Linked DNA regions of Mus musculus: region 1 is linked to region 2. Evidence: chromatin contacts called from ENCODE POLR2A ChIA-PET data. All regions are on one chromosome and are shown on one strand. The core of a region is the stretch at or near the end of the contact, and the rest is flanking DNA. Distances in the headings are between cores, read along the strand shown.

Region 1 (3,259 bases), core at 610-3,109, 260 kb before region 2:
CTATTTAGTAGTAGTAGTAGTAATAGTAGTAGTAGTAGCAGCAGCAGCAGCAGCAGCAGCAGTAATAGTGTGCAGATGTGTTCATAAACTAGAACGGATATAGAGGCCAAAGAACAACCACGAGTCAGTTCTTTTTCCACTTTGGTATACACTGATCAAAGTCAGGTTGTGAGGTTTGTGTAGCAAGTGGTTTTACTGGTTGATGCAACTTGCTGAACCTCCCACCCCACTGCAAGGTAACCTTATGCTAGCTACATTACCACGGACTAAAGTGCTACGAGCTCAAGAACACTGGTGGATTGGGGCATCTGCTGAATATACGTTTAACCTGAGTCTGTTTTAAAATACTTAAGATAGTTCAAAGGGGAAGGCAGTTATGGCTCAGTTCTCTGAGAACTTGAGTTCATCTTGGGTCCAATCCCAAGCACCGAATAAACATGGTTTGGAAGTCGGTAATCCTAGCATTTGGACAGAGAAAAGAGAATTGAAAGATCAAGGTAGCAGAACAGCACTTAATCCCAGCACCTCGGAGGCAGTGACAGGTGGATCTCTAAGAATTCCAGGCCAGCCTGGACTACGTGAGACCCTATAAAAATAAGTCTATTGTGAAGGGCAAAAAATTAAGGACAAGTGTGCTGTTCTCTCTTGGCACCTTTATTTCCAGGCCTAGCCTTTAGTTTGGACTTCGATGAACTAGGCCTAGGGTCTAGCTTTCCACCCTGTTCTTCAATATGAGGATATCTCAACTCCTCTAGTTCTCTGGAAACAAGAGCTTTCTGCCTGTACGACTGTTGTAGAAAATATGACAGCCTTCCCTTTTCAGGCATGGCCCGCCCACACCAGACAGCTAAGCCTCCTCCTTTTCCTCGGCGTTTTTGACAATGGCTGACTTTCACGTTTCTCCAGAAATAACCTCTCGAGTGTTCAGTATGAAAAGACGCACTGATCTGGCTGCAGGACTCCCACGCGCGCGCCTGTCTGTGCGAGGTGCGTGCCACCCGGCGTGTTGCCCGAGTCGGCACCAGGACTGGTCAGCTCGCGCTGCTTTTAATGGAATTTCTGACATTTGCGAGCTGCACAGATTTCATTCTTCCCACAGTTCCTCAGCCACGAATAAAGCTTAGTCACCACCCACGTTAAGCCCAGACTAAAGCTAACATAGCAGGACGGTAATTTGAAGTATAGACAAGTGCGAAGCGAGGTGTCAGCCAACCTACAGTCCGTCAGCTAGGGCCACGCGCCTCGCTCCTTTTAAGGGCCGGCAGGCGCAAGTCGGCCAACGGCTCAGCACTTCACCAATCACCGTGCTTCACGCCTCTGGTTCCGCCCCCGCACCCACATTAGCCAATCACTGAGGAGTTGCCTGCCCGCCCGCCCACCCGCCGGTAGGGCCACGCTTTTGGACCACGCAGGCGCCCCGCCGAGCAAAAGCAGACAGAATTTATTTTTAGCTCCCCGCTGAGCGGCACCTCTCCTTGGCTCCACCCTTCCAATCCCCAATAGAAGACGGAGTTTCCATTGCGTCATCGCGCGGCAGTCTGGGAGCCGTCCAGTCAGAGCTCGGGCAGGATTGTCGTAATTAAAAAGCGGCGGAAGTAGGTGGGAGGGTCATGACGCAGCGAGTTTCGGTCGTGACTTTTCCGGGGGCTTTGGGGCGTCTCCGCTTTTTCCCTTTAAAGTAAAACGTTTCCCCGACGCTCCCCCGCGCGTTCCGGGCTGGGAGGCGGCGGCGGGAGGCGGCGCAGACGGGGCCGCGCGCGGTCACGTGGGTGTGTTGTTGGGGGAGGGCCCGCGCGTTCGGTTCCGGGCGGTTGAGCGAGCTAGAGAAGGAGCGAGCGAGCGAGCGAGCGAGAGGCAGCCGCGCCCGCCGCCGTGCTCTGTATGCCGCGTTCTCCCGGCGCAGCCGCCGCCGATAGTCTGAGCCGGAGGAGCCGCCGCCGCCGCGGTTAATGTGGTTGGGTCGGGGCTGAGCAGGCCACCAAGATGCCTCAGTCCAAGTCCCGGAAGATCGCCATCCTGGGCTACCGGTCTGTGGGTGAGTGGCGGCCCGGGCGATGTCGGGGCTGAGCCCCAGGACGCGGACGCGCCTGCGAAGTTTGTGGCGGCGCGGCCATGTGGCGGGCGGGCGGGCGGCGCGCGTTTCATAACCTCCATTTTGAGTGGAGGCGGCGGCGCCTTCCCCTGTCCCCAGGCGCGGCGGACAGGTGGCGGGGCGGCAGGCCGAGGCGGCCGCGTCCTTCCCTCGGCGTAGGAGCCGCGGGCCACTGCCCGGGAGTCTTGCGGCCCGGAGCAGCCTAGTCGGATCCCCGCATCTGTCCCGCCTTCTCTAAGCACGGTCTGTCCCCACCCGTTTCCCCAATCCCACAAGCCCCGGGCATTTCAACAAAGGAAACCTCTCCTTGTGACCTTTCCATCTGCAAAGAAGTTAAGCCTTTTAAAGAAAACAGGGAAACTTCAAGACGTTTGGCTACCAAGTTTTCCGCCTCCAAGAAACCTAGACTGGACCCCTCACAGGCCAGCTAGGTAGCATCTGGCAGCCAGCACAGGGAAGAGGAGAAAGACGTCTCTAATGTGTCCTATTTTTCTTTTCCCCTTTGAGGAGAAACAAGGCCAGGCACTTGGAACCAGGCTGTTAAAGTAATTCAAAAGCCCGTTTGTTTTCCTAACACCACCACCAAGCGATTGACATACATTTAAAGTTGTTCCTAGTAATCACCTTTTTGCCGAATAGAGGTGGTCCTGGGTGGGGTGGGGAGGGAACGCGGTGTCCAGACAGTAGTATTCAGTCCATCGTGTGATACAGGACATTTGAACTTAACCACGCTGCAGGGTGAGGCTTTATTGTTTTTGACCGACCGGAACAGGGGACTGTCACGTTCATCTTTAGTGCTGTTTGAAAGATGTAACTGTCTCCAGAAAATGTGCGTTTGACAGGGACCACTGAGGAGTGGAGAGTCTGGCAGTAGAACACCTTCCCCACTGGATGGGCTCCTGCTAGGCGGTTCATTCTGCGTTCTCACCCTGCTTTCCACTGCTGGTGCCCGGCTCTGTGCTCTTTGACCAAGATCAGTCAGGGCCTGCTTACTTTTCACCTTCTCTCCTCAAGAACTGGAGAAACTCCTTAGGAAGGGAATGGAAGATCGGAGACAGTGTGACAGATGGGAGTGCCTAGAGTGGAAAGGTGACACGTGCATAGTGCAGTGCTGAGGTGTTCATAGTAGGAAAGAGTAGGTGACTGCTTTAACAATTGCAACCCTAG
Region 2 (3,189 bases), core at 424-2,923:
ACTGGTGGAGGTTATTCTAGGAACATGGTCAGTGGTATTTAAATGGCTTAACTCTGAACTCTAAATTCTAGCAGAGGAGAACTGCTTCTACTGTTGGGGGAGAGAGGTGAGATTAGTGTTTTGTGTCTTACAGGGATCTTATTCAGACTCCCTTAGGCTTTCCAGTCATTGCCATCTCTGTTGAATAAATTCCAATGAGGCACTGAGTAATGAAGACAGAGTTTACCATAGAGTAAAATGAGGACACCCTCAAAGGCAGAGGTGGACAATGGACCAAGAAAATGTTTCTCATTGGTGGGAATGGACAATGGTCACATGGGTTTTATACTAGTGCTTCGTTTCTGAAACAGACAACTTCCTTAGCAGCCGCAGTTTCCTGTTTAGGCGATTGGCAGGCCCATTTGGATTTCCTTTTTCTTTTCTTTTTTCTTTTTTTTTTTTTTTAAAGCTGTGTGTGTGTGTGTGTGTTACAAAGCCTCCTTTTACCTTCCTCCCTTTTCTTTCATTTATTTATCTATGTGTATGAGTACACTGTAGCTGTCTTCAGACACACCAGAAGAGGGCATCAGATCTCATTACAGATGGTTGTGAGCCACCATGTGGTTGCTGGGAATTGAACTCAGGATCTCTAGTAGAGCAGTCAGTGCTCTTAACTGCTGAGCCATCTCTTTAGCCCGTTTTCATCTTAAAATTAGTGTGCTGCCAAAGACACAGGGGGCAGGCTCTGAAGCTACTTGTGATGTCCACCCTCAATGATCTTCACGCCTAATTTCTATTTAGCTTGGCAACATGGTGACCTTAGAGGAAAAGGGGGTCACTTTCTGAGAATGCACTCAGGGGCACTAAGTTTGCTTCCTTCTGTGTCATCAGTGATGACACACCAGTGGACAGGACCCTGGACAGGTAGCAAGCAAGGGTCGTAGAGTTGTTTTGTGTATGAGGCTACAGATCTAGTTTATAATGTTCCTAACACTAAGTCTGCTTTAGATTTTAGACAGTGAGACTCAAAGGAAATGAAACAAGTCACAACTAAGTGTCCATAGAGCTAAACTCAGCAAAGTGGTCCTATACTTTAGATTTTTCCACCACATTCGCATGGCTCTGGTGGAACCCAGAAACTCTTGACTAAGATACCAAGGTTCAGCACAGCGTCTGGCACTTTCAAAAAGTTTCGTTAGCGATGGACGAGGCTCTCAATTTCGGTTCCATGAGACGAGGATGCCTTTCTCGAACAGAGTTCTGTTGGCGTGGTCTACAAAGGGTTACCTCACTTTCAGAGCCACCTGCCCAGCAGCAACTCGCTCTTCTTTCCCCTCCACCTTCTAACTCTCTTCTCTCATTGTTTGGTCTCGCACTCTTAGGACGCTGGCCGGGAAGCTTAGTCGCACTTCCTGCTGGTTAAACCAGTAGAGCAGCCTGGTAAATTTATCTGCTAGGGGTGGGGTATCCTTTGGGAGACCAGCCCACCTCTCCGAGGAGCAATCTGGGATTTGCAGTTTTCAGTTCTTCAAACCGGCTTGGTAGGACGGGCCTCTTGGACTCTAATCCTCCCCCAACCAGAATCATCGCGCGTTCTGATGCCGTCACTAGAACGGCGCAACACCTGGGAATCGTGGTAGTTCCGGAGGAGAGTCCCGCCCTAAGTTCTTACGATTTGAGAACTACATTTTCCAGAAGCCCTCGCGGCAGCGCGCCAAGGGCCGCCCGGGGCCGTGATTGGTTGGGGAGCCGGCCGCACGCGGAGGAGCTCAAGGAGCAGCTCTGTTGCGACAGAGGCCGAGCGGCGAGGCCCCGTGAGTTGAGGGGGAAGGGGCGCCGGAGGGGAGGAGAGTGTGGACCCGTGAGCAGGAAGCGGGAGGAGAAGCGGAAGGGAGCTCAGGGTCGGAATGGAAAGGGCCGAAAGGGAAAAGAACTGGCCCAGGCAGAGACGCCGGCGAGCGGGGTGTGGGGGAGGTTAGGGGCAGCGAGCGCAGAGACCCTTAGGGACCCGCTGGGGAGGACTCGTGGTTCCGGGAGAGAAACCGCGCCGCAGTCGGTGGGGTGGATGAGAGGGACGGAAGGGAGGTCCGGGACGAACTCCTGGCGAAGAACCGAAAAGGAGGCGGCTGGCAGAGGTGCGCGAGCGCCAAGTTCGGAAACTGGAGACGAGGGGCAGAGCGGTCCCTCACTAAGGCCCTGGGGGAAGAGCGCATCCGAGTGAAGCCGGCGGTGGGGATTGGCGCGCGAACCCCAAGGGAGGAGATGAGGCTGGAGGAGCGGTCGAGAGAGTGTGAGAAGCCCGGACAAAGTTGGCGGGGACAAGAGTTGGGCACCACAGGCTTGATAGGAAAATTCCAAGGAGGGATGGGATAGCACTCAGACATTCTTACCTGTAAGTTTAGAATTTTGGAGTATCTGTTTGCTTTTCTTCAGACTCCTGAAAGGACTGTAACTACCCCTGTGGCTCATCACCATGCCTTCCGACCTGGCCAAGAAGAAGGCAGCCAAAAAGAAGGAGGCTGCCAAAGCCCGACAGCGACCCAGAAAGGGACATGAAGAAAATGGAGATGCTGTCACAGAACCTCAGGTGGCAGAAGAGAAAATCGAGGAGGCCAATGGCAGAGAGACCACAGGAGATGGAGGTAGGTTGGGTGAGTTTCCTGAGCTGGTTTTCGAAGCCAAGATCAGAATCTGGATGCAGATGCATAGGCCTTTAATTCCAGCATTTGGGAGGCTAAGGTAAAAAGATGAAGGTTTGAGGCCAGGCTGTCCTCACATCCCCATCTTTTTAAACAGAGTAAAGCACCCACAGACACATGTCTTTATATGCCATGAAACTTTTTGGTGACACCCACACCCATAGAGTTAAAACTTGTTACTGATGAAGGAAACTGAATTCAAGTGGCAAACACAGATGGGAGTTTTTGATCTACCTTGGTTGGTGCTGCAGTAGACAATAAAAGGGAAGGCAACTTGTACTATTTCCTGTTTTTCTTCCTACCTATGGTGGTGAGTATACAGGCTCTACCATATGGTGCTGTCTTTTCTGGGGGGGGAGGCAGATGTTTGGAGATAGAAGGGTTTCTCTGTGTAACCCTGGCTGTCCTGGAACTCTGTAGACTAGACTTGCTTGAAATCATAGAGAGATCCACCTGCCCCTGCCTCCTAGCTGCCGGGATTAAAGGTGTGAGCCACCATCCCTGGCTCATA

The links. ChIA-PET counts read pairs that join two places held with the same protein, here RNA polymerase II (POLR2A).
Region 1: POLR2A ChIA-PET joins it to region 2 with 16 read pairs in embryonic stem cell. The contact joins the promoter of Rheb here to the promoter of Abcf2 in region 2. POLR2A ChIA-PET finds 5 or more read pairs at or near these places in 4 of 5 experiments (Patski and embryonic stem cell).

Annotation. Positions count from the first base shown.
Region 1 is chr5:24,840,961-24,844,219 of GRCm38, reverse strand. Rheb (Ras homolog enriched in brain) reads left to right here and starts at 1,859. Exons shown (of 8, transcript NM_053075.3): 1 at 1,859-2,035. The coding sequence starts at 1,984.
Region 2 is chr5:24,575,951-24,579,139 of GRCm38, reverse strand. It overlaps Abcf2 (ATP-binding cassette, sub-family F (GCN20), member 2), which reads left to right and starts at 1,673. Exons shown (of 14, transcript NM_013853.2): 1 at 1,673-1,793; 2 at 2,413-2,621. The coding sequence starts at 2,453.